Regions from separate parts of the Mus musculus genome. Here all the other regions are linked to region 1. Evidence: chromatin loops called from intact Hi-C (ENCODE). Cell type or tissue: gastrocnemius. All regions are shown on one strand.

Region 1 (5,000 bases):
GGTTTTTATTCGACGGTCATCTCGCCCTACCCCCAAATAATCATTATTTCTTTAAACATGGGCTCTGAAAATTCTTAGTGTTACAGTGACTCAGTAGGAACGTTATGAAGACCTAGGCTTCCAGGTACGGACAGGTGTGGTGGGCAGTTAATTATCACCTTCCACACATTAAAGCCAGCTCCGCCCCCATTGTTTTAAAAGCCATTTTGACGTCTGTCCAGAAGGCTCTATTGGAAATATGTGGTGTAGTGGGCACACGTTCTGGTTATAGAGGCCCAACCTCAGATGACTAAACAACCCTTGCATTTACAATGGTTCCAGGCTCTATACTTAACCCCCGACCCCATAGAGCCCCACCACCGCTCTTTGGGAGCCCAGCTTGTCACAGGGGCCACTCACCTGTCTTTGGGTCGATCTCTGGGGACAGATGCGTGGGAGGGGACGCAGGGGAGAAGTGGTCGTTGCTGTAGGTGATGAGAGGTGTCAGCGGGTGCATGTGATGAGGGTGCTGAACAACAGGAACTTTGTTGGACTGCAAGAGAGAGAGGAGATGGACTAGGCACAGTGGCAGGAAGACGGTGTGTCCAGCCAGCTGCCACTCACCGGTGGCTCCTTTCAGTGTAACACCCTTTCCAGCCCTCACAACTGGCCTAGAGGGAAGGAAACGAGAAGAGGATGAGAGAGGGCCTCGAACTCCCACCCCGGTCTCTAACTCCCACACAGCCCCCCTTTATGGGTACAGCGGGGCGCTTGTGGGCTGTGCCGTTCTGACAGGAGCTCTCGGGTTTATGTAACCACGTTCTGACTTTACTGACGAGAAGCCCTTTGACCTCTCTGTCACTTCCTGCTGCCCCTCTTTTCATCCGATATGCATACCACAAACTCTGGTCTGCTCAGTTCCTGGGGCTTCCTGGGTTTCCAAGTCTTATAGCAGGTAAAGTGGGCAGAGCAGGGATGAGAGCAGGAAAGCCCATCCTGATCATGAGGTGTGCTGCTGGCCTTGGTGGTGCAAAAAGGCCTCAAACCGAGTAGCTTCCTAGTTAGTCCTCTGTACTTGTTAGCTGTAGCAGCATAAGGTGAAACTTAAATACTGCCTTCACATTTTCAAAGATTTATTTATTTTATGTATGTGAGTACACTGTAGCTGTACAGATGGTTGTGAGCCTTCATTTGGTTGCTGGGAATTGAATTTTCAGGACCTCTGCTCACTCTGGTCAACCCCGTTCGCTCGGGTTGGCCCTGCTCGCTCAGTCCCTGCTTGCTTGGGCCCAAAGTACACTGTAGCTGACTTCAGACGCAACAGAAGAGGGCGTCAGATCTCATTACGGGTGGTTGTGAGCCACCATGTGGTTGCTGGGATTTGAACTCAGGACCTTTGGAAGAGCAGTCAGTGATCTTACCCACCAGCCCATTCACTTTTTTGGAGAATTTTTTTTTTTTTTTTTTAGTTTTCTAGAGACAGGGTTTCTCTGTGTAGTCCTTGCTGTCCTGGAACTCACTCTGTAGGTTCTCAAACTCGGAGATTCGCCTGCCTCTGTCTCCCAAGTGCTGGGACTGAAGGCGTGTGTCACCTACACCTGGCTGCTTTCACTGTATTTCCTGGCCATCACAATGATGAATATACAGCACAAGAAAGAACATGTGCAATAACTAGCTCTGACATCAGATTTCTAGGAACCAAGTGAGTGTATCCAAATGATGAACCTGGGTTTATAGGGGCCAGCCTGTCAAAGGGTAATTTTCGGCACTATAAACGTAATAGGGCTATTGAATTACAGAGAATGTTCAGTGGGTCAAGGTGGATGCCTGATAACCTGCCATCTCTTTCTAGATCCCTCAGGGTAGATCCTCTGACCTCCACAAGAACACCATGGCTAAAGGATGCCCACCCACATACACACAAAGAAATATAATGAATAAAAATAGAGAGAATTGCACAAACCATGATACAATTCATAAACAATGATTCTAAAACTGATTGCTACATAATCACACAGCTAAGCCAGCCCCTGCCAACAACGCCCCATGTCATTTATTTATCTTTGACAACATCGCATTATATAGTCCAGGCTAGTTTCGAACCCATGATCATCCACTCCAGCCTTCACGCTTCAGTTTTTAATTTATATTTATTTGTATCATTTTTGTCATTTTATAGTGAGAACTCTTAGGCTGGAATATGTAGCACAGTTGTTTAGCATCCTTGAAGCCCCACGTTTGATCTCCAGCTCTGTGTAAACTGGGTGTGGTAGCATAAACCGGTAACGCAGACACTTGCACTCAGGAAGTAAAAAGATCAGAGGTCAAAGGTCACTCTTTGTTACATAGTAAGTTAAAAGCCAGCCTGGACCAACCCCCTTCCATAAATAAACTAAAAAGTTTCAGTTGCCTGCTTACCCTTCAGTCAAAGAACACATAAAGGGAGTTCAATTTGCAAATCTAGGTATAAATCTAAATGACCTGCGGGTTATAATTTTGTACCACTAGGGGGCATCATTGTCCAGAAAATGGTCCGCGAGGGGCTGGACAGGAAGTGTTGCTGAGCAAGAGTTGTCCTAGAGGCTGGCCTGTCCTCTTAGGAGGCTACCTCCCACTCTGTCCTCACCCACTTCTCTCTCCAGCTGTCCCCAGGAGCTTGATGAGCACGGCAAAGGCTGAGGCTACCGTCAGGAATGCAGAGCCTCAAGTGGACAACCTCAGTACAAGACGTAGGAGCCACACGGGCTTGCTCAGCAAGGAATGCCATCCGAAACAGAGCCAAGTCCTTCCAGCAATGCCCCATCCGAAACAGCCAAATCCTTCCAGCAAGCTACATAGGTCGAGCACCTTCTCAGCCCAGGTATCTTGACAACTCCTCTCCCTGATCCATTTTAAAGTTTTGTGTGTATGTGTGTACACAGATGGAGACCTGAGGAGGGTCTCCTTGATCTCCTTTTGACTTACTGAGGTCTCTTGCTGAACCCAGAGCTTGTTGATCTTGGCTCAACTCCTTGCCCTGTCTTTATAATCTGCTAAATCCATGCGAGGCTGCCACAGCTGCCTGGGTTTTATGTGTTCTGAGCATCCCAGTTCCTTCTGGTCCCCACACTTTATCTGCTGAGCCATCTCCTTTGGCCCGCAGCTTCACCTTGCTGAGGCAGGCTGTGTAACTTAGTCTGCTCGATGACCACCACAGCCTGCTTCAGTCTTTTCCCTTTTGAAGCTCTTCAAACTCACAGCTCTTAAGAAAGCAAAGGGGTCCCCAGGGCATATTTTAAGCCCAAAGTAAAACCAACCCCTAAGGGCTCGCCATGGAAAACTGTCCACCAGAGGAGTCCCCCTCCCTCTTGTTGTCCTTCTTCTTTTATAGATTTATTTATTTGCTTATTTCATGTATAGGATTGCTCAGGTGTTCATGCACACCAGAAGAGGGAATCAGATTCCATTATGCATGGTTGTGAGCCACCTTGTGGCTGCTGTGAATTCAACTCAGAAGAGCAGCCAGCCTCTTAACTGCAGAGCCATCTCTCCCTTAACCTGATCAGAAACCAGCTGCATGGGATTGATCGCTCAGGAGAGTAGACCCTTCCCTTCTGCTGTCAATCACGATGGAGTCCTGGACTTGACAATGGCTGCCCAGGAAATCACCCAACATTTCAGTAGACAACTAACAACGCTATTCAGAATATGAGTTTTGTCAATCATCCATGACCCCTTAGCTGATAGAGAAGGGCAGGGCTCCCGGGGAGAATGGACACTGAAAATGTTTGCAGTGACATCAGTTTCTTTGAAACATCCCAAAGTCCATGGGGAGGGAGCAGGTCCAGTAGAGGTCGTTCCTTCAGACACACTGTGGGTGGTGTCTGCCAGAGCTGGTCAACTGTGGGGCTGGTAGGGGATCCCGGAGGACTGAGACTCCACAGCAGCACCCTGCCACCCTCCGACTCTGCCACCTGCCCCGGAGCAGCTAAGCCAGGGGTCCCTCCATTCTTCTGTCACCCGACCCAGGTAAATAGAAGAAAGTATCAGCTTTGCCACATCTCCTGACTCTTAACCTCAGGTTGGTTGCAGGAATATCCCCAAGCTCCTCGTGTATTTCCTAAGTGTGTTCCTAAGGTCTGAACGGCGACTTAGCTGGGCTCCGCTAACTGAGATGTGTTACAAGAGGAAGGACCAACAAATAAGCAATGTGTCAACCAGAATATAGTCCCAAGGTCCAATTCTCTTGCAGCAGATCTCACATTCCACATGGCAAGAACTCATTTCCGGTTTGTTTGCTTGTTTACTTGGGTTTTCGAGACAGGGTTACTCTGTGCAGACCCGGCTGTATGGGAACTTACTTTGTAGACCAGGCTGGCTTCAAAGTCATAAGCCCTCTTGCCTCTGCCTCTCAAATGCTGGGATTAGAGTTGTGCAGCATCTCAATGGGCTAGACATTCCTAATTTTAAAACATTTAAATGTGTGTGTGTGTGTGTGTTCGTGCATGCTGATGATGTCACGGTGTGCTTGTGGAGATCAGGCGACAATCTGTGAGAATGGGTTCTCTCCTTCTATCATGTGGGATTCAGGGCTAGACTCTCAGATCTTCAGGCTTACAGGTAAGCACCTTTAACCACAGAGCAATTTTACTGTGCTCAATGCAAAGATTTTAAGAGTAAATGTATTCATGAGAGTGAGCAGGCCCTACTGACCACCACCAGCCCAGATCTGCTTTTGTTTGGTTTTTGTTTTATCTTGGTAATTTTCTGGCTTAAAGTTTTATGGCAGAGAGCAACGTTCTTTGCATCCACCCTATCACAAACAGCTAAAGAACTCTTCCTTAAGTCAATTCCTTAGATGATGGTCTCCTTTTTAATTATGCATATTTGCCTCCCCCCTCCCTCCCTCCCCTTCTCCCTTCTCCCTCTCCTGTCCTGTCCTGTTCTGTCCTCTCCTCTCCGGTATCTACCTGTCTCTACCTCCCTAGTCCTGGAACTAAAGGCTGGGATAAAGCCACTGTGCCTGGCTTTATTTTTCTTTT
Region 2 (5,000 bases), 590 kb after region 1:
TAGTTTTAACTGTCAACTTGGCAGAGCCACCTGACGCAGTCATCTTAGAAGGCAGTCTCAATTGAGTAACTACCCAGATCAAACTAGACTGTGGGCATGCCTGTGGAAAGAATGTTTTGATTGTTAATTGGTATACAAGGGCCAAGGCCACTGTGGGTGACACCATTCCCTTTGCAGGTTGTCCCAGGCTATGTAAGCTAAACATGAGCCTGAGCAAGCCAGCAGGCAGTGCTCCTCCATGGTTTCTGCTTCAATTTCCTGCTTGGGTTCCTGCCCTGACTTCCCTCAATGATGAACTATGACCAGGAAGTGTAAGCCAAATAAATGCGTTTTTCCCTAAAGCGGCTTTTGGTCTGCATGGGCTTTTTTGGTTGTTTTGGGTCCTTTTTTTTTTTTTTCCAGCCACAGAGTGTGACTAGAAAACAGATTCTAGCCAAAGACAGCTAGATTGTAAAGAGGCTCGGGGAGTAGAAGTAACCTGTGAGAGAAGCAGTGTTCTGTACTGTGTGGACCACTGTTGATCACTGCACCTGCCCAGCTATTGTTTGCTATTAACACTAAAAGATGCCAGCCAGGCACGGTGGCACAGACATTTAGCCCCAGCACTCAGGAGACAGCCTGGTCTATAAGGTGAGTTCCTGGACATCCAGAGTTACACAGGCAGATAAATAAGCAAATACATAAATAAATGACATAGAATATGCCACCACAGCATCAGAGATGCAGCCCACGTTCCCCTTCTTTGGTAGCCATAATCTCTCATTCTGCCTGTGGGTTTTTTTCTCTCGGGTTACTTGACCTGTGAAATGGAACAGTCTATCGTCCCAGTTGTCAGAGAGACACGTAGTCTTTCCCCAAGGATTTCATTACTTACCGCAACAGAAATTACAAGTAGACACCATTACTAAAAGCACTTTTTAAAAAAGAAAAAGGCTAGGAGGCTCCGGTGGTATCTCAGCTGGTAATGTGCTTACCTTGCAAGCATGAACAAGACTTGAGTTTGCTGCCTAGAATCCACACGTGGGACCCTGGTAACGCTCGTGTTGGGGAAGCAGAGGCAGGCAGATTCTTGGGGCTCTCTAGTCAGCCACCCCAGCTTAATCAGTGAGCCTCAGGCCAACTAGAGACCTCCAAGGTGAACAGGGCCTAAGGAACACCACCCGTGGCATGCACATGCACTCACACTCACACTCACACTCACACACACAGTCACACACACACTCACACACATAACAGTCACACACAGTCACACACACATACACACACTCACACACACAATCACACACACTCAAACACACACACTCATACATACACTCACATACACATACATTCACACACATACACATTCACACACACAATCATACACACAACTCACACACACACTCACACACATAACACAGTCACACACAGTCACACACACATACTCACGCATTCACACACACTCATACACACACACTCATACATACACTCACACACACTCACATACACATACACACACACATTCACTCACATTCACACACATACTCATACATTCACACACACTCATACACACATACATACACTCACACACTCACATACACACACATACATTCACACACACACACATTCACACACACACTCATACACACTCATACACACACACACACACACGCACAGATATGACTTCATTTTTATAAGCGCTGACTTCATATAAACTCAGAAAGTATATGGTAGAAAGCCATAAATGTTCATGACATACATCTGTGTGATAGCCTTTGGCTTTTTATATTTTAAAATAAAGACTTTATGCTATTCTAAATATCAGAAAAGTGAGTGGGTGTAAAACTGACACAAGAAGGTACAAACTTTGGCAGAAATCAGGGTGGAACAGATCAGGGACAGGGTAATTTAACCTTCAATGAAAAGAAATGGTATCTGGCCCAAGAGATGGTCCAGTGGCTAAGCAGGCTTGCTGCCACAGCTGACAGCGGAAGTTCGACTCCCCAAACCCACACAGTGGAAGGGAAGAGCTGATTTCTGCAAGTTGTCATCTGACCTCCGCCACCACATACACAAAATAAATATTTAAAACCCCTTAAAAAAAACCGAGTCTGTTCTATGACAGTGAGAGGAAGATGGAGGGTGAAGTGAGCAAATCGGAAGATTTAGGTAGGGCCAGGTTCTATTTTCTTTATGAAGCAGGAGATATGAAGAAGGATAGATGGATAATGGTAAGGGAGAATTTAAATTTCAGGTCCTGTAGACCTTTGGAAATTGTGTTTACGGTTGTGTATACATATTGTTTTCTATAAATGTGATCACTTCTTAAAGGACTCTGTGATCGATTTTTCCTCAGACCTGGGAAGGTGGTCTCTATCTCTTAGCTTTGTGTGTGTGTGTGTGTGTGTGGGGGGGGGGGGGGGGGCGTCGGCTTTGCAAGGTTTCCTGATGCATAGTTTGTTCCTTTGGCGCCATCTTGTGGTCAAATGAATATACTACAAAATAAGTTAGGAATTGTGGCTCTAGTAGTTTCTTAGACTTGTAAAAAACTTGAGAGATTAGTTTCTCAGAAGTTATGAAAGTCAATAATTATTACTATATTTTCTTGTAGTTGAGACATTGTTTATATATATATACATATATACATATATACATATATACATATATACATATATACATATATACATATATACATATATACATATATACATATATACATATATACATATATACATATATACATATATACATATATACATATATACATATATACATATATACATATATACATATACACACACACACACACACACACACACATATATATATATATATATATATATATATATATGATAAACCATGGTCAGTCTTGGGTAGTTCTATTCTGGGAATTAAAAGTTTTTGGAAGGGAAACATCCCCTTTTCTTCAGAGGATTCCAGTGTGCAATCAAGTCCCAGAGCCTCTGGCTTAAGTCCTTAATCTTCACAGTGTGGTTTGCGGGCTAGTAGCATTGTGTCATCTGGAACTTGTTAGATACACAGGCTCTAACTTCCTGCCTCCAACTCCCGAGTCAGCCAGCACCACATTTCGAAAGCAGCAATTCCTGCATGTTAAGTTTTAAGGGCTGTCCTGGACAAAGGGTCTCTAGAGTACTCAAGTTAGGAGTGGTGCCCAGCAAGTAGGCGTTTCCTCCCCTCCCTTCTTTCCTCTCTCCCTCCCTTCCTTTCTCTCTTTCTTTCTTGTTGTTGCAAATATTTAATCTCAATCAGGGGTTTCTACCCAGCCTTTGATCATTCAGTTCTCAGATAAAAGATACACAACCTTTATATGCACTAGAGCTGGGTAGGTATCTACCCTCTGAGCTATTAGAATCTATTTCCCCATCAGTAACCCCGAGTTATAACTTGCTGTGTTCCAACTGGGCAGCTCTTAACTCCAGTTGGCCATTCCTTGGGGCCATGTTTTCATGACACACCCACCCCATAGCATCTTCTCCTCTCTCCGTATCCCCACCCTGCTCCCAGGGCTCCTGCCTCAGACTCCCAGCCAGGGAACCAAAACCCCACCTACCTCTCTTCTGCCCAGCTATAGGGTGTCAGCATCTTTATTCAACCAATAGTTTTAAGTTAAGTTAGTTAGTGGATTCACTAATCCCTGGAGGCAACCAGGCGTTGAGGGCCAGTATTTAGCATTACAACACATAGCAAAAGACAAAACCTCAACTGCCTTCCTTCCTTCTTTCCTTCCTTCCTCTCTTTTTCTTATAACACAGTGTTTGTCTGTGTAGCTTCTTGGCTATCCTGGAACTCTGTAACCAGGCTGGCTTTGAACTCAAGAGATCCGCTTGCTTCTGCCTTCTAAATGCTGAGATTAAAGGCTGCACCACCATGCCTGACTGGGTTTCTCCTGCAGAACGTATGTTACTCTATGACCCTGTGAGAAGACTTTTACTGTAAGAAATCCCGTCTGTGGCAGAGCCATCAGCTCTCTTCTGCAGTATCCTCACGATCTCCTTTAACACATTTGAGGACAATAGCATTCTTCCCTCATTTCTTCTCTGAGCCTTTACCCTCCTAAACACCCTGTGTCTTAGGTCTACGTACAACACTTTTGCAGAACTTTTTTCTGGTAATTCCACAATAAAAATGACTGTCAGAACTGAGGGTGACCAATCTTCTGACTGATAGAAAGTAACAAGGAGCCACAAGAAACTCTAGAAAGAAAAATGATTCTCTTCTATGTTTGTTATGTCATAACATATCTGTAAACTCAAAGTCCCTGTTCCTGCCCCTGCTACTGTCGCTTACTCTTTTCTGATTGGCCACATCATGCTGAAAGAACCTAGTGGGGAAACCCCCACTCAATTGTCGTTCGGCACGCACCCAAGAATCACGAACAGACAACCACGAACAGACGACCATCTTGATGTAAAAGCATGAGGTAGTTTAATGACGGAGCTCCGGGCCGACACATATCTCTCGCAGGAGACAGAGGTGTCGACCACATGGTGGAGCCATAATGGCGGAGCTCTGGTTCGAAACTTATCTCACACAGGAGACAGTGGTTTCGACCCCGAGGCTTGGAAGCTAGGGACTTTTATAGAAAAGGGGTGGGGCTGGGGGAGGAATTGGTGCGGTTTCACATGATTGGTCCATTTAAACATCAACAGACTGTCAGAAGGGCGGGAGATAGGGAGGTACCAGGCCAGTCAGGACAGGTAATGATGGGCCTGCCCGGGCATGTCCCGGCCTGTTCTGCTATTTTTTTTAGCCCCAGGTTTTAAAGCTCACAAACAACTCTTTGGGCTATTTGACATATTTCCTTTCAATGCCTCCTGACATCCTTGCATGTTATGATCATTCCTTAAAACTAAGCAAGTTTCCCTGTTAGCCAGTCCCAGGCGAGTCCTTCTCTCCATATGTTAGCCTAACATCTCACTCCATCACCTGTCTTTGGGCTGCTGCGCCTGCCAACAGTACCCCACTCTGGCTTCCTTTGGGTCATTTGAACTACATGTGTA
Region 3 (5,000 bases), 150 kb after region 1:
ATCAGAACGCAACCCCTAACCCCCAACCCCTAACCAGTGAACAACACCCACACACACACACACACACACACACACACACACACACACACTACACGAACTGTGGAGGCCATCCTGCTCCACCCAGCAAGGGCCCGAAATGACAGCAGGAACGACCCATTCAGCGCCCAGATCTTCCATGGCCACCCTTGAGTATAATCATATTTAAGATGAACTTTTATTCGAGCTCAGTTCCCTCAGGGATGCACTCCTGAGGAGTAGACACGCCAGCAGGGAGAATGAACCAACCAACTCTGGAAAGCTCTGTGCGAGGCAGAGACAACGAGCAAGGCGCCGCACAGCAGGAGGGTGTGCACCCAGGATTTACCATCCAACCCAGCATCAGCATAGGAAACTTGGATGTGGAGTAGCGGCTCGAAGACCAGGCCAACCCCGAACTGCACCCCTCATTTCGCAGGGGAGAGAGGCGGGAGCTCCGAGCTGGAGAGGGGTGAAGGAATCCGCCCTCATTTGCACATTGTCTGGGGCCGGGTCAATTTGCTTAATCACCGCTCTAAATGCCAGGCACACAGCACACAATGCGCTCCCATTAACAGGTTTAAAGTGTCGCAGCGCTCGCTTTAAATGAGAAAAGCCCGCAACAAAAGGGGGAAAAAGCCAAGTAAGAATGCCTTGGGTCGCCCTCCAAACCATCTCAGAGGAGTTTAAAACCCAGAGTTCTGCAGAAAAATTGAGGCCCTGGGGGTGAGGATTGGGGGTGGGTCGTGAATAGTTCACACAAAATAAGGAGTTTGTACAGCTCACAGCAGCCCAGGGAACCCGCAGGTCAGAGGACATCTCAAGTCAGGATCCTCCAGGCCCTTGCCCAACTTTCTCCCTTGCCAAGGGGAAAGCTGACCAATCTCCGGGAAGGAAAGCGAGACACCCCCCCCCCAAACACACACCCCCCACCTCCAAAGGCAGGCACAAATCCAAGTTTTCCTTTGGTAGGAGCAAGGAATTTGGGAGGCTGGGAGGTCCCACCAGGCCGCAATCTCCCAAAGGCGAGAAGTTAAAAGAACTTTACTTTCATCCCGTTACTGGCCAAAAGCAGTCTCATACTAGGCCGCCACAGGGGAGTTTGACTCTGCAAACAAGTTCGGCCCAGGATCAGCTCAGGCAGGAGGCCCCATCCCCCACACCACGGAAAGCCCAGGGGCGCATCCCGCCGGGCCCGACGCCCACCGGTCCCGGCACGGCCGGACTGACACTTACGGTGCGCGCTCCACCAGGAGACAGGGGTCCGTTGGAGAGGTACGGGCTGCTCAGGTCTGGAATCATCAGGAAGGGGTACCCAGGATACGCAGGTCCCTTAAAAAAAGCGCCATCCTGGGGCCTTCTCACTGCGGACAAAACCAAAGTGGAGTGAGGTCAGGGGTCCCCCAGACAGAGTAGCTATCTGGAGCTCGGGGCGGGAATCTGGAACCCGAGCACCCCTCGAGTGAGCCCCAGAGTGGCTGCTGCAGCGATGGGAGGAGAGCAGGGGTTCCGCCACCCGGACCGTGGAGACCCGTACGGCCAATCGCTGATGGCTGGAGAGTGGAGACTGACGGAGAAGGCACTTACCTTCGGCGAAATAGTCGCGCGGCTTCTGGAAAGCGTCCCGGGCGGGCTGCGGGCGCCTCTCCGCCTGTGGAGGAGACACAAAGGCGAGGGCGGGTGAGCGGGAGCGGGACCCGGGTCCCCCAGAGGCTGACCCTAGGAATCCCTTTACCTCGGAGTCCGAGCTACTGCTCTGATTCTCCGATTCGTTGACCAGGGACGACTTGACCTCATCCAGATCCCTCTGCGCCGAAGCGCTGTCGCTGCTCGGCTCTTGCTCTTCGCCCCCCTCGTCCTGGAAGGGGATCAGCTCGTCGTTCGCTCCGAGGTCGTCCCCTCCACTGGTTGCCCCGGCTCCGGAGCCACCGCCTCCCCCGCCGGCGCCGCCACCGCGGCCACCACCGAGCTGGGGCATGGTGGGGCCACGGGCCGGGGCCGCTGCGCTCGGAGCCCCGCGCCCTGCCTGGCCCGGCCCGGCGCCCCTCCCTCCCTCTCGCTGGCCCGGCTCCGATCGTTTGGCCGCTGCGGCGACAAAGTTTTGACAGGGCGTGGCTCTGTGGGAAGCGGGCCCAGCACCGCCCAGCCGGGGCAAGAGACACTCGGCTCCGAATCGTCCCGCAGCACGGAACCTAGGACTCCCAACTAGCCGCCGCCACCGCCGCTGCCTTCTCGGCCCGGGCGTCCCAGCGCCTGGCCCGCCGGGGAGGGGCGATGGGGAAGGAGGGAGGGACCGCCCGGCGGGGCAGGGGGGCCGGAGGGAGGAGCCCCGGCTGCAAGCTGACACCCGCGCCTCTCGGAACCAGGCGAACTGCAGCGCGCGCACGCACACTCGTATTCACACTCGCGTCCTGCTCGCTTGCACCTTCCGGGGCCTACAACTACCCTCCTCGTGCGACCACCCTACCCCTCGAACTTATCCAGATCCCCTCCAGTGAACTCCATGGCTACCCTGGGAAGTCCTTTCTCGCACCCTCCCTCTAAGAGTCTGGCCCGCACTCCTTCACATCCCCTAACTTTCTTTGCAAACAAGCCCCAGAACTCCGCGCGGGTTCCCACTCCGCTCCCACCGCACTGGCAGGCAGCACTGCCCCCTGCGGGACAGCCGAGGACTCGCAGATCCGCCGAGCACAACCACTCAGCCTGCCGAGTACAGGATCCCATCAGCCCTTCTACTCAGCCAGATTTTGTGACACTTTGAAACAAGTTGAGCGGTCTTACATTCCCTTTCCTATGGTATTCCAACGCATTCCTGTCCCCAAACTGTGTTTTTGATCACTTCCTCTTAGTAAGGAACTACTGCAACCTTGAAGATCACGCTTTCTCTCTAAAGCTGGAGAAGAGGTGTGAAATTCAATACTCACTGTCTTGGATTCAGACGGGATTTTAACTGTATTGATTTTAAGAAGAAATTATCACCCAGAACTCCCAAAGCTGATTAGGAAGCTGCCGTGATAGCCCACAAGCACCATAAGCAAATTACCTAACTAGCTTCATAGGTAAAAAACAGACTTGAGAGAGTATCTGGGCGCTAACAAGATGGCTCAGCAGGTACTTACCGTCAAGCCCCATGTCTTCAGTTCCCTGTCCGGTACCCACATGGTGGAAGTAGAGAACAGACACTCGTCCTCTAGCTTCTACGTGTGGACCATGCCATGTGCACTCATTCCCTCACAAGTTAGGTATCATTTAAAAGATGGAGATGGTAGAGCGTGTATTTAGCATTCATGAGGTCCTGTGTTCAATCCTCGGGACTAGATAGACTCATATATCCTCAGTCAGCTGGGGATGGGGGAAGTAACGCCACTTGGAGCCATCCTCCATGGGGACATTGGTGACAACATAAATTTTAAAATCAGTCTAGAACGTCAGTATGAGCATATTTTTTAAATGTTTTAAACACAACTGAAAGCCAGGTATGGTGACCTGTGCTTTTAATCCCAAAACCTGAGAGAGGAAGCAGAGGCCGGTGGATCTCTGTGAGGCTGAGGCCAGCCTGGTCTACACAATGAGGTACAAGACAACTGCTTAGAGAGGCCCCTGTCTTTAAAAGCAAGCAAGCCAGCAAACAAGCAAGCAAGCACAACTTACACATGAGGCTGGACAAAGTTACAGCTTTAAGAAGGGGGTGATGGAGAGAGCTACAGTCCATCTGCATCTTTCTTCCCACAGAACCCACAGCAGGGAACTGGGCAGGTTGAGCCCCGACTTAGGTGGACCAATAATGGGTTTAAAGAAACACCATTAAGACAAAGATTAGTACATATAGCTTTCGGTGTCTCATTTAAAAACATTTTAGGGGTTGGGCAGTGGTGTCACATGACTTTCATCCCAGCACTCAGGAGGCAGAGGCAAGTGGATCCCTGAGTTCAAGGCCAGCCTGGTCTACAGAGTGAGATCCAGGACAGTCAGGGCTACACAGAGAAACCTGTCTCAGAAAACAAAACAAAAACTAGGTGACAGAGGCATGGCAGTGACAGTGATAGCTTAGGGCTAGTCCACTGAGCTCAGAGCTAAGAGTGAGTCTAGAGCCTGAGTTTGGTAGTTGCTGCTCTCCTGTAGCTTATCCCAGACCTCCTCCACCCTTTGGTCAGAGTACCTCAGCACACACCCTCCCTCGTGTTATTATATGGTATTTTGCAGAAGGTTTTTTTTTGTTGTTGTTGTTAAAATAATTGTATAGGAGGAATCTATGGAACTCTTATTTAAAACCCTTTTCCTGTGGTGTATAAACATATGAAGAGCTCATTGTATTAGTTCTCTATGGCCACTGTGATAAATCACTACAAACTTGGTTGCCTAAAAAGAGAAAGATGTTCTTAAAGGACAGTAATCTTTCTATTGTTGTTGAAATACAAATTAGTTTTACTAGATAGAAATTAAGCTGTTGGGGGCTGGAGAGATGGCTCAGTGGTTAAGAGCACCGACTCTTCTTCTTTTTTGTTTTTGTTTTTGTTTTTCGAGACAGGGTTTCTCTGTATAGCCCTGGCTGTCCTGGAACTCACTTTGTAGACCAGGCTGGCCTCTAACTCATTAATCTGCCTGCCTCTGCTTCCCGAGTGCTGGGATTAAAGGCCTGCGCCACCACGCCCGGCCGGACTCTTCTTCCTGAGGTCCTGAGTTCAATTTCCAGCAACCACATGGTGGCTCACAACCATCAATAATGGGATCCGATGCCCTCTTCTGGTGTGTCTGGAGACAGCTACAGTGTACTCACATACATAAAGTAAATAAAATCTTAAAAAAAAAAAAAAAAAAGGGCTGGTGAGATGGCTCAGTGGGTAAGAGCACCCGACTGTTCTTCCGAAGGTCCAGAGTTCAAATCCCAGCAACCACATGGTGGCTCACAGCCATCTGTAACAAGATTTGATGCCCTCTTCTGGAGTGTCTGAAGACAGCTACAGTGTACTTACATATAATATAAT
Region 4 (5,000 bases), 200 kb after region 1:
GTGGACCTGGCTGCCAGGTTCTCCCAGCATCCCTCAGTCCCTACCTGTCACAGGATATAGCGGGCTTTGAGTTCACAAATGCTCAAGCTACACCCAGTGTGGCACACAGTCTCCTTCTGTGGAAACGTAGAACTCTGGGTTCCTACAGCACCATGTATGCCTGCACGTGGTTAAGTTCCCCACCATGATTGATGATAATGGATCAAACCTCTGAAACTGTAAGCCAGCTCCAATTAAATGTTTTCTTTTAGAAGAGTTGCCTTGGTCATGGTGTCTCTTCATAGCAATGAAACCCTAAGACATTCTCCTTCCAGAATTTTCTCAAGGGCTTTTTACATACTAGATGAAACATTTTACAAAGTGAGCTCTATCCCCAGAACTGCCTCCAACTTTGCATTTAAAAATTACTATTTATTTATACATCATTATGATGATGATGATGATGATGATGTTGGTTTTTCGAGACAGGGTTTCTCTGCATAGCTCTGGCTGTCCTGGAACTCACTTTGTAGACCAGGCTGGCCTCAAACTCAGAAATCTGCCTGCCTCTGCCTCCAAGTGTGCCACCACTGCCCGGCTTATTTATACTTTAAATTTTAGTTTTATTTTGTGTGCATGGGTGTGTTGCCTATTTGTCTGTCTGTCTACCACATGCATGCTTAATGCCTGCAGAGGCCAGAAGAAGGTGTCAGATCCTTAGAATGGAGCTACAGTTACAAGCCACCACGTATGTGCTGGGAATTGAACCTGGGTCCTTTGCAAGAGCAGCCAGTGCTTTTAGCCACTAAGCTATCTCTCCAGCCTTATTACTTATTTACTTTGATATCTTTGGAGACAGATTCTCTTTACATAGCCCTGGCTATCCTGGAACTCACTATGTAGATTGGATTGGCCTCAAACTCAGATCTGCCTGTCTCTGCCTCCTGAGTGCTGGCATTAAAAGCCTGTGCCACCACACCTGTGGCCCTTCCCCCCAATTATTTCTCTATGTTCTCATTAGTGCAGTGCTTGAAGTCAGAAGAAGATAACAGATACCCTCAGCTTGAGTTCCAGATGGTTGTGAGCCACCCTGTGTGGGTGCTGTGTCCTGTCCCCAGGAATAGGAGAACACCATCTTAACTGCTGAGCCATCTCTTCAGCCCCCCACCTCCTGCCTTTCACTAGCAATATCAACTAGGGGTTTATGTGCAATCATTTTCAAAATGCTTTGTAATCGCCATATCCTCAGTGTCCCGTGTAAGTGCCCATGTAAGCAGTCTTAGGTCCTTTTGAGGGAAAGGCTGGAAGGGTCATTGCCAAGTTCAGTGGCTCTTGCTCCAGAGGTCCTTTCTTCTGGAGTTCTAGCATCTTTCATCTGCAGGCTTATGTTTTATAGCCTTATAACTTCAAATGGGCAACTGCCCTCAGCTTGCCCCTATCCATCCTGATTTTCTCTGGATAATTCAGTTGGAGTAGAACTATTTTTTTTAAAGTATACTACTTTTTTATTTTTATTTTTTATTATACATAAATTCACTGTAGCTGACTTCAGACACACCAGAAGAGGGCGTCAGATCTCATTATGGGTGGTTGTGAGCCACCATGTGGTTGCTGGGATTTGAACTCAGGACCTTTGGAAGAGCAGTCAGTGCCCTTACCCGCTGAGCCATCTCTAGAACTATTGTTTGCTGTTGGTTTTGTTTGTTTGTTTTTCGAGACAGGGTTTCTCTGTGTAGCCCTGGCTGTCCTGGAACTAACTCTGTAGACCAGGCTGGCCTCGAACTCAGAAATCCACCTGCCTCTGCCTCCCGAGTGCTGGGATTAAAGGCGTGTGCCACCACCACCCGGCTAACTGTTTGGTTTTTTTAAATTAGTTACAATGAACCTCTCTTCTCCAAATTCCTTCTGATGGTCCCTGTAAGCTGCAACTTGCTCTGCATAGCCATCACTGCAAGGTTCCCTGGAGAACGAGAAAGCCAGGTCAGAGAGAAAGCAGGAGGGTACCACAAGCTGATAAATGGCAGTGTTGGCACTGAAACCAAGCGGTCTCCTGCAGAAACCCAGTTGCCTCTTATCCAGGGAACTCTGTTAAGTGGGCCCACCTGTTTTGAGGTTGCTTCCAAAGCCTAAGGGCAAAGACAAGGGGTTGTTTCTCTATCTTACATTGATCTACTGCCCCCACGTGGCCACATATTGAACTTCACCCCTGTTTGATCCCAAACTATGAGCCCCCTTCCTCACCCTAGTGGGAAACAGACCTGTGTGCATCAGACAGCAACCTGGGACCTGAGACAGATCCTTCATCTTCCTAGACCTCAGCTGCATTCTTCTGAAAACAGTGGATACCAGGTTAATCAAAAATATGAAGTAGTCGGGCAGTGGTGGCGCACGCCTTTAATCCCAGCACTTGGGAGGCAGGGGCAGGCGGATTTCTGAGTTTGAGGCCAGCCTGGTCTACAGAGTGAGTTCCAGGACAGCCAGGGCTACACAGAGAAACCCTGTCTCAAAACAAAACAAAACAAAACAAAACAAAACAAAACAAAACCAAATCCAAAAAAGTATGAAGTAAAATAACATAGCCAAATTCTGGTCGGAGTTGTAATGTTTAATTTCTTCTTGTTTAAGACAATGTGGCCTCATACCTCAGCACTGAGCAAACTGCAAAACTGGCTGGAGTTCAACACGGGGAACCCCAGGCCACTTCCTTTAGACAGTGGGGAATAGCTTGGTGTTCTCTGGGCTCAGATTCTCTTATCTCCAGATGGTTGTGAGCCACCATGTGGGTGTTGAGAATTGAACTTGAGTTCTCTGCAAGAGCAGCCAGTGCTCTTAACCACTGAGCCATCTCTCCAGCTCCTCCTAGGATCTGCATTGAATGGAAGGGTTTACGTTTCTGGGAGGGACTGTGGAGATAGCTTACTATTTAAGGTATACACAGTACATGCATGAGGACCTGTGTTCGCTCCTACCAGTCATGTTAAAAGCCAGGTACAGGACCCGGTACATGCTTTAAGCCCAGCACGCAGGAGGCAGAAGCAGCTGGATCTCTGTGAATTTGAGGTCAGCCTGGTCTACATAGAGAGACCCTGTCTTAAAAAAGAGTCTCGTCTAGACAAGTCAGGGAGCTACAGATTCAGTGAGACTCTGCTTCTATGGGCGATAGAGCAAGATGAACTATGTGGACCTCTGTCTGCCATATGCATGCATGCGTGTGAACATGCACACATATGCGTATGTGTATGAATATACACACATGCATATATACATAGATACACACATGTGCATGCACATATTCATGAACATGAGTACATAAATATACAGACTTGCTGAGAGGTTCATTATTTTTTCTGCCCTCTGATTTAAAGATTCTTCGTGAAGAAAGGTCTCCACTAAGCAAGGCATTGTTGCTTTTAAAGCTGGAAGTACTTCACAGTAAAGGTCACAGAACAGGTTTTTCTCTCAAGCCTCCCTTCTTGGACAATGGTTGAAGCCATCCAGATGTAAGGTTGCCAGGTGCCTTCACAGATGTTACTCCTCAGTGATGCAGCCAGCTGAGGTTCCCAAGACACATCTAAGGAGCCTCTTCAGCCCCAGAAGGCAGCCTGGGCTGGGACCTGTTCCTGGGGTCTGCTGCTTCTCCGATGTGGCCCAGCAGCCGTAGAATAGCCTGTTCATTGACATGAAATGGCTTCCTTATGGCTGATCCCCAGCCTCACAGAGCAAGGATGGAAGCCTAGCCCTGACTGCACATTCGTGCCATTGCTGAAGCCAGAAACATCTCTGGAACGGTTCCTTCCTGTCCCTGGAAATAAGCCAGCATGCCCATCATGAGAGGGAGGAAACAGTTGGCAACTTAAGGTGGTAGATGAAGTGTCATAACTCACACTCATTACAAGAGTGTAGCCCAGGCTAGCTTCAAACTCTTCACGTAGCCAAGGATTATCTTGAACATCTTATTTTCCTGCCTCTGTTCTGGGATGATAATCACAATGTACTCCTGTTTTATGTGGTGCCAGGGTAGAGTCCAGGGCTCTGAGAGCACCAGGCAGGCACTCTGCTGAGAGAGCTGGTTTGTGGTCCATGCTGGCAAGTTTGAAGGCAACTCTCCAGTATTAGAAATGTCCCCAGTTTCCTCTCTAGCCCTGTGACGACAGCTGGTGTTGGTCCTGCATCAATGTTTTCAGCTCACCAGTGGCTGCTTTACCTCCCCTTCTCGAAGTTTTCCCAAGGATGCTGTCCGTCTGCTCCAAAGGAGACTTCTGAGGCCTTTGACCCTGAATCTGTTGTAGTAAAGTTAGGCATTTTGAAGAGGCCAGGAAGAACACTAGAATAAATTCTGTTTTCTTTTTTTTTAAAAAATATTTATTTATTTTATTTATATGAGTACACTGCCACTGTCTCCAGACACACCAGAAGAGGGCATTCGATCTCATTACAGATGGTTGTGAGCCACTACATGGTTGCTGGGAATTGAACTCAGGATCTCTGGAAGAGCAGTCAGTGCTTAGTCGCTGAGCCATCTCTCCAGCCCTAAATTTCGTTTTCTAGAACTGCCTAGATTAGTCCAGATTCCACACAAGGCTTTGCCTTTGACTTGAGTCCCACTTCCTGGGAAGCTAGGATCTGGGGCTATGTCTTGTTTTTACAAGTGTTAAGCCTTCCCAAGTCAACATTGTGGTGGCTATCAGAATCATGGGGACACCAAATGGTATGCATAATGGGATTCTCTGTTGTGCCGCCTCCCAACTGCTGCCAAGTGGTGCCACAGACCCCGGGTAGCTGCAGTCGTGTGGGGGCTGGAAGGGGAAAGACCAGGGAGGTAAAGAGAGATGGCCTCACAGCAGGTTCCCACAGGATGGAGGAAGAGGCAACTGAGAATCTCAGGACACAAGTGGCTGAGCTTGCTTCTCCACAGGGAATGGGGCCACTCTACCGAGACTCACCAGATCAAACCACGGTCACATTTTGCTCATGAAACATTTGGAGTTGCCCCACACATACCTAAACTTAAGGGTGTCATC
Region 5 (5,000 bases), 190 kb after region 1:
TCTCTCTCTCTCTCTCTCTCTCTCTCTCTCTCTCTCCAGACAGACTCCCATATATGCTTGTTACTAACTCGCACGCACACATGGAGGAGGAGGAAAATGGCCTATCAGACTCTTCCAAATTCCACCCTAAGGAAGTGTGGTAGTGGGAGCATCTCACCTGCGAACATGTAATGCCACTCAAGTCTCGGGAAGCAGTGTTCTGAGGCAGAACCAAGAAGCCGAGGGTGCAGCCAAAGCTCGCAGAGAGGGTCCCAGGCTTCCAGACGGAATCAACGAACTCTAATAGTTAATCAGATGGATTTGATAATTTTTGTGAATGAAGGCTTTCGTTTACCCATCTCCCTGATTTTTGAATGGAACATATCCCCAGCTGAGTTCTATGTCAGGCTCATCATTGTATGCCAAGTGGGGAAAAGATACCTTGTCTGTTTAACGTCACAGGCTCATAGGAAGAGAGAGCTAATTCTATCCTGAAGGCTGCCATTCACATCCAGATCTCATGAAGGTGGATGGGGCTTTGAGCCCACAGTTGAAGAGACCTTGGTCCACTTCAGTTAGGAGTGAATGAATTTTGCAGATAAGAAGGTCATGAAAATGGGGTGTGGTGAACCATGCCTTTAATCTCAGCACAGAGGTGGGTCTCTGTGAGTTTGAGGCCAGCTTGGCCCACAGAGTGAGTTCTAGGACAGTCAGGGTTACACAGAAAAACCCTGCTTAGAGAGAGAGAGAAAGAGAGAGAGAGAGAGAGAGAGAAGAGAAGAGAAGAGAAGAGAAGAGAAGAGAAGAGAAGAGAAGAGAAGAGAAGAGAAGAGAAGAGAAGAGAAGAGAAGAGAAGAGAAGAGAGAGCATGGATATGATAGGGTCCAGGTCTAGGACTGTGTTTGCTTAAGTGGCCCCTCACTACCCCCTATCTCTGAGGGTTGACATCTCATAGACTCCCCTTTTACTGAGCTGTAGGACCTACAGAGACTTCTAGATGCCAAGAACCCATGCCACTTGGGCCCGTGGTTTAGAGTCTTACTTTGCAATAGATGGTTGTTGGTGTGATACCCAATCTTTGTTGTCATCTTGCCGGGACTTGGTCACCTAGGTGACACATTCTGGGCTTGTCTGTGAAGGTTTTTCGTTTCGTTTTTTTTTAAAAGATTTATTTATTTATTTATTTATTATATGTAAATACACTATAGCTGTCTTCAGACACTTTTTCTTCTCTCTCCAGCCCTGCTCGCTCTGGACCAAAGATTTCTTCATTCATTATGTGTAAGTACACTGTAGTTGTCTTCAGACACCCCAGAAGAGGGCATCGGATCTCATTATGAGATGGTTGTGAGCCACCATGTGGTTGCTGGGATTTGAACTCAGGACCTCTGGAAGAGCAGTCAGTGCTCTTAATCTCTGAGCCATCTCTCCAGCCCCCTCGTTTTTTTGTTTTGTTTTTTTTTTTGTTTTTTGTTTTTTGTTTTTTTCCGAGACAGGGTTTTTCTGTGTAGCGAAACTCAGAAATCCGCCTGCTTCTGCCTCCCAAGTGCTGGGATTAAAGGCGTGCGACACCACCGCCCGGCTCGTGAAAGTTTTTCTAGAAAAGTTTAATGGAGGAGGGAAAACCCACTCTGAGCTGAAGGTGCTCTCCTGTGGGTTCTCATCCTGAAGAAAAATGAAGAGGAGAAAGCAGAACACCAGCTTCTCCCTCCCCTCCCCCTCCCTCTCTCCTTCCCTCTCCCCACACCTCCTGAGCAACTCACCACCACCCCTGCTCCCACCATAGTTGTTCAAACTAAGAGCCAAAATGAGCCCCTCTTTCCTTAAGTTGCCTTTATCAGTGATTTCATCCCAGCATGGGGGGGGGAGGGGCGGGGGGGGAGGGAGAAGGCTAAAGGCCGAGAGAACAGGTCGTTAACAGGTTGCTTTGCGGTGGCTTCCGAGACCCCTCCCTGCTCTGGGTCCCCACCCCTACAAATCTGACTACAACTCAAGCTGTTGCCAGGATCTCTGCTTCTCCTGATATCTGTATCGGAGCTGTTCTTAGCCGCTAGTCTGTTTCCTCCCGTTTCCTCCCGGAAAGCTCGTGCTGAGGAGAGAGGCAGGTTTCGGCTTCCTGGAATCGCCACAGAGAGAAAATAACCAGATTGCTGAGCCTCCTGCGAGTCCGAGACTCTTACCCCTACTCTGACAGGCCTGATCTGCTGCCTGGCGTCTTTCTGTACCAGTCTCTTCCTCCGAGGAAGGCTGCGGACTCACTGGCCTCTGCCAGGAGGATGATTGACAGCTGGAGCTCCTAGTGGGGCTCATTAAGAGTAGCTGGGTGGGCTACGGGGGTCTCGAGCTGCTGCCCTCCCCTGCCAGGCCCAGGCCCAGGCACCGTGCTAAGAGTGGATTGCGGTCTCCCAGTCTGGATGTCCTTTGCATCCCACCAGCTTGAGGCCCCAGCTGTGTCCCCCGGTAGAGGATCAGGCTCTGCTCCCACAGGCCTGGAAGTCAGTCTGGAATATTCATGAGTTGCAGAGCCTCATGCCCTCCAGCCCGCAGGGCTACACCACCCCTCCCAGCGCCCCCCGCCCCTCATTCCATCCCCCTGGCACGTGCTCCTCACTGCCTTCTGTCCAGACACCAGGAGCCCGCACCTCTCCCAGCTCCGCATCTCTCTCAAGAAGCTACTTGTAGTCTTGCAACATGCTGGACCTGCCTGTCATCGTTTTGGTTTGCAAATCGAACCTGTGAAAAGCTTCTTGCCCTGTGTGATATTAAAAACCAGGTGTAGACACTGCTTTGTCTGACATGGCGAGAAGTTGCCGCAGCCATAGTTGTCGGTTTGATTCAACTCTGTCGATGTCTCTACTGTTACTCCACAAATAAAGGCAAAAAAAAAAAAAAAAAAAAAAAAAAAAAATCAGCTTTTTCCATTGGGAAGGGAAAAGACCGTTATTTTTTTGCCAGATGTTCAGGAACAAGGACCTTGTTAGTTATTCGTGTGTATGTGGAGTTGTGTGTATCAGTAGAGATGTGCATAGAGGCGTTGGATCTCCTGAAGGTGGAGTTGCATGCAGGCTCTTGTGAGGCACCCAAAGTGGGAGCTGGGTACTAGTCCTTTGCAAGAGCCATATGTGCTCAACTGACAATGCTAAGCTAGCTCCTAGCGGGGCTCATTAAGAGAAGCGGGGTGGGCTCATGGATCCAAATCCAGTCTTAGTTACCCCCAACTTGGCAAGTTGAAAGGCCACTTCTGGGCAGTAAAGCCCCTGGCTCCCTCCCAAGGACCTGGTCACTATCCTCTTCTCTTGGTTCTGCTCTCCGTGGGACAGGGACAAATCTGAGGATCGTGACCACTCCCTTCTCACTGGGCTCAGTCAGCAGAGAATGGGGGCTGTCAGCAGAATCAGAATAGTGAAAGGGGTGCGGAGGGGCAAGTGGGGATCCTAATGAAGGAAGAGGTGTCATGGGTAACAGGACCCCGGACCATAGAGTGACTGACACCATGTTAGAGGTACCATTCTGACTTTAAAACCCAGCATGTAGGCTCCAACAGCTGACGAGCTGTTCATAGTTCCAGGAAAGTCCCCAAATAAAAAGTATCTGAAAGTGCTAACTTTGCTTTTTGGCTTTTGTAGTTCTGTGTCCTTCTAACTGAAGTGTGACAACCAGAATATAGTGTTTATATGTAAAAGACATGTACAGGGCACGGCATGTAAGGCTTGGGGCTGCAGGATGTGGGCAAGTTCTCCGTGCAGTCACCGGCCAGCTATAAGAGCTTTTCCTGGCTTTAACAGTCTTAGTGTGGTACTCTCTGGTGGGCATCTGGTACTTACAGCATTGGGGATGCTCTGAGCCTGAGCACCAGAGTCCATCCACAGGGAGGTTCTAGAGGAAGCATCGGTTTGACACTTGTCCTTAGGTCATGTCTGGCCTCTGAGCTCTACTCTCCACATCTGTAAAACGGTACCACAATGCCTTCCTTAAAGGTGTATCGGGAAGACCCCATGGCATGGCATGCGACTGCAGGGTGCCGAGCGGAGCACAGCATGGTAAGTGATGCGGAAATAAACCCTGAGAGGATAGTTTTTCACATTTTTTTTTCCCCTTCAAGACTGGGCCTCGGGGGCTGGTGAGATGGCTCAGTGGGTAAGAGCACCCTACTGTTCTTCCGAAGGTCCAGAGTTCAAATCCCAGCAACCACATGGTGGCTCACAGCCATCTGTAACAAGATCTGACGCCCTCTTCTGGAGTGTCTGAAGACAGCTACAGTGTACTTACATATAGTAAATAAATAAATCTTAAAAAAAAAAAAAAAAAGACTGGGCCTCATTATATAGCCTTGGCTGGCCTAGAACACTCTATGTAGACCAGGCTGGCCTCAGACTCACATGTTCTCTACCTCCCATGATGGGATTAAAGGTGTGTGCCATCACAGCTCAGCCTTTTTTGTCTCTCACCACCACCCCCTCCCCCCCTTTTGGGTTTTGAGAATGGTTCTCACTCTGTAGTCAAGGCTGGCCTGGAACTCATGGTCCTCTCACCTTACCTTATCCCTCTCTGGGATGTCAGGTGTGCTGGGATGTCAGGTGTGCTGGGATGTCAGGTGTGCTGGGATGTCAGGTGTGCTGGGATGACTGATAAGTGTGCTGGGATGTCAGGTGTGCTGGGATGACTGATAAGTGTGCTGGGATGACAGGTGTGCTAGGATGACTGACAGGTGTGCTGGGATGACTGTCAGGTGTGCTAGGATGACTGACAGGTGTGCTAGGATGACTGACTGACAGGTGTGCTGGCATGACAGGTGTGCTGGGATGACAGATGAGTGTTTCCATTTTCTGAAAAGATTTTTGTTGTTGTTTTTTTCTCATTTTTTGGTTTATTTATTTGTTTACTTATTTACTTAATTTTAACAAGATCTTTCTACATAACCTGTTATGGAACTCACTACATAGACCAGGCTGACCTTGAACTTAAGAGATCTGCCTGCCTCTCTCTCCCAAGTGCTGGAATTAAAGCTGTGTGTTACCATG

Evidence for each region. Hi-C counts contacts between places; a loop is a spot of excess contacts. Peaks named below come from ENCODE experiments on the same cell type or tissue, not always from the same donor. Only the 100,000 strongest peaks of a DNase experiment are listed, where the experiment ranks them.
Region 2: it touches region 1 in a loop (4-fold over the local background); 13 of 42 quality-filtered maps call a loop at or near these places.
Region 3: it touches region 1 in a loop (4-fold over the local background); 17 of 42 quality-filtered maps call a loop at or near these places.
Region 4: a loop joins it to region 1, with 9 times the contacts of the local background. A loop is called at or near these places in 18 of 42 quality-filtered maps.
Region 5: a loop joins it to region 1, with 6 times the contacts of the local background. A loop is called at or near these places in 18 of 42 quality-filtered maps.

The regions. Positions count from the first base shown.
Region 1 is chr6:72,633,701-72,638,700 of GRCm38, forward strand. It overlaps Tcf7l1 (transcription factor 7 like 1 (T cell specific, HMG box)), which reads right to left. Exons shown (of 12, transcript NM_009332.3): 5 at 400-532. It overlaps Gm15401 (predicted gene 15401), which reads left to right. Exons shown (of 5, transcript NR_040422.1): 4 at 2,622-2,839; 5 at 3,379-4,017. Among named protein-coding and RNA genes, the nearest start is that of Gm15401, 6.9 kb to the left of the region's middle. In gastrocnemius, CTCF peaks have their summits at 2,480 (motif pointing right) and 3,441; a DNase peak (open chromatin) is centred at 2,545; H3K4me3 peaks cover 328 bases; H3K27ac peaks cover 727 bases.
Region 2 is chr6:73,225,554-73,230,553 of GRCm38, forward strand. Gm40377 (a long non-coding RNA gene) reads left to right here. Exons shown (of 3, transcript XR_869180.3): 3 at 178-281. Among named protein-coding and RNA genes, the nearest start is that of Gm40377, 5.3 kb to the left of the region's middle. In gastrocnemius, a CTCF peak has its summit at 2,470 (motif pointing left); no DNase peak of the experiment used is centred here; H3K27ac peaks cover 758 bases.
Region 3 is chr6:72,786,960-72,791,959 of GRCm38, forward strand. It overlaps Tcf7l1 (transcription factor 7 like 1 (T cell specific, HMG box)), which reads right to left and starts at 2,086. Exons shown (of 12, transcript NM_009332.3): 1 at 1,751-2,086; 2 at 1,603-1,666; 3 at 1,252-1,379. The coding sequence starts at 1,993. In gastrocnemius, a CTCF peak has its summit at 2,674 (motif pointing left); DNase peaks (open chromatin) are centred at 888, 1,196, 1,656, 1,909 and 2 more places; H3K4me3 peaks cover 2,922 bases; H3K27ac peaks cover 3,025 bases.
Region 4 is chr6:72,829,358-72,834,357 of GRCm38, forward strand. No RefSeq gene overlaps it. Among named protein-coding and RNA genes, the nearest start is that of Tcf7l1, 43 kb to the left of the region's middle. In gastrocnemius, a CTCF peak has its summit at 2,177 (motif pointing left); DNase peaks (open chromatin) are centred at 2,160 and 3,782.
Region 5 is chr6:72,823,090-72,828,089 of GRCm38, forward strand. No RefSeq gene overlaps it. Among named protein-coding and RNA genes, the nearest start is that of Tcf7l1, 37 kb to the left of the region's middle. In gastrocnemius, no CTCF peak of the experiment used is centred here; DNase peaks (open chromatin) are centred at 2,040, 2,401 and 2,519; H3K4me3 peaks cover 663 bases.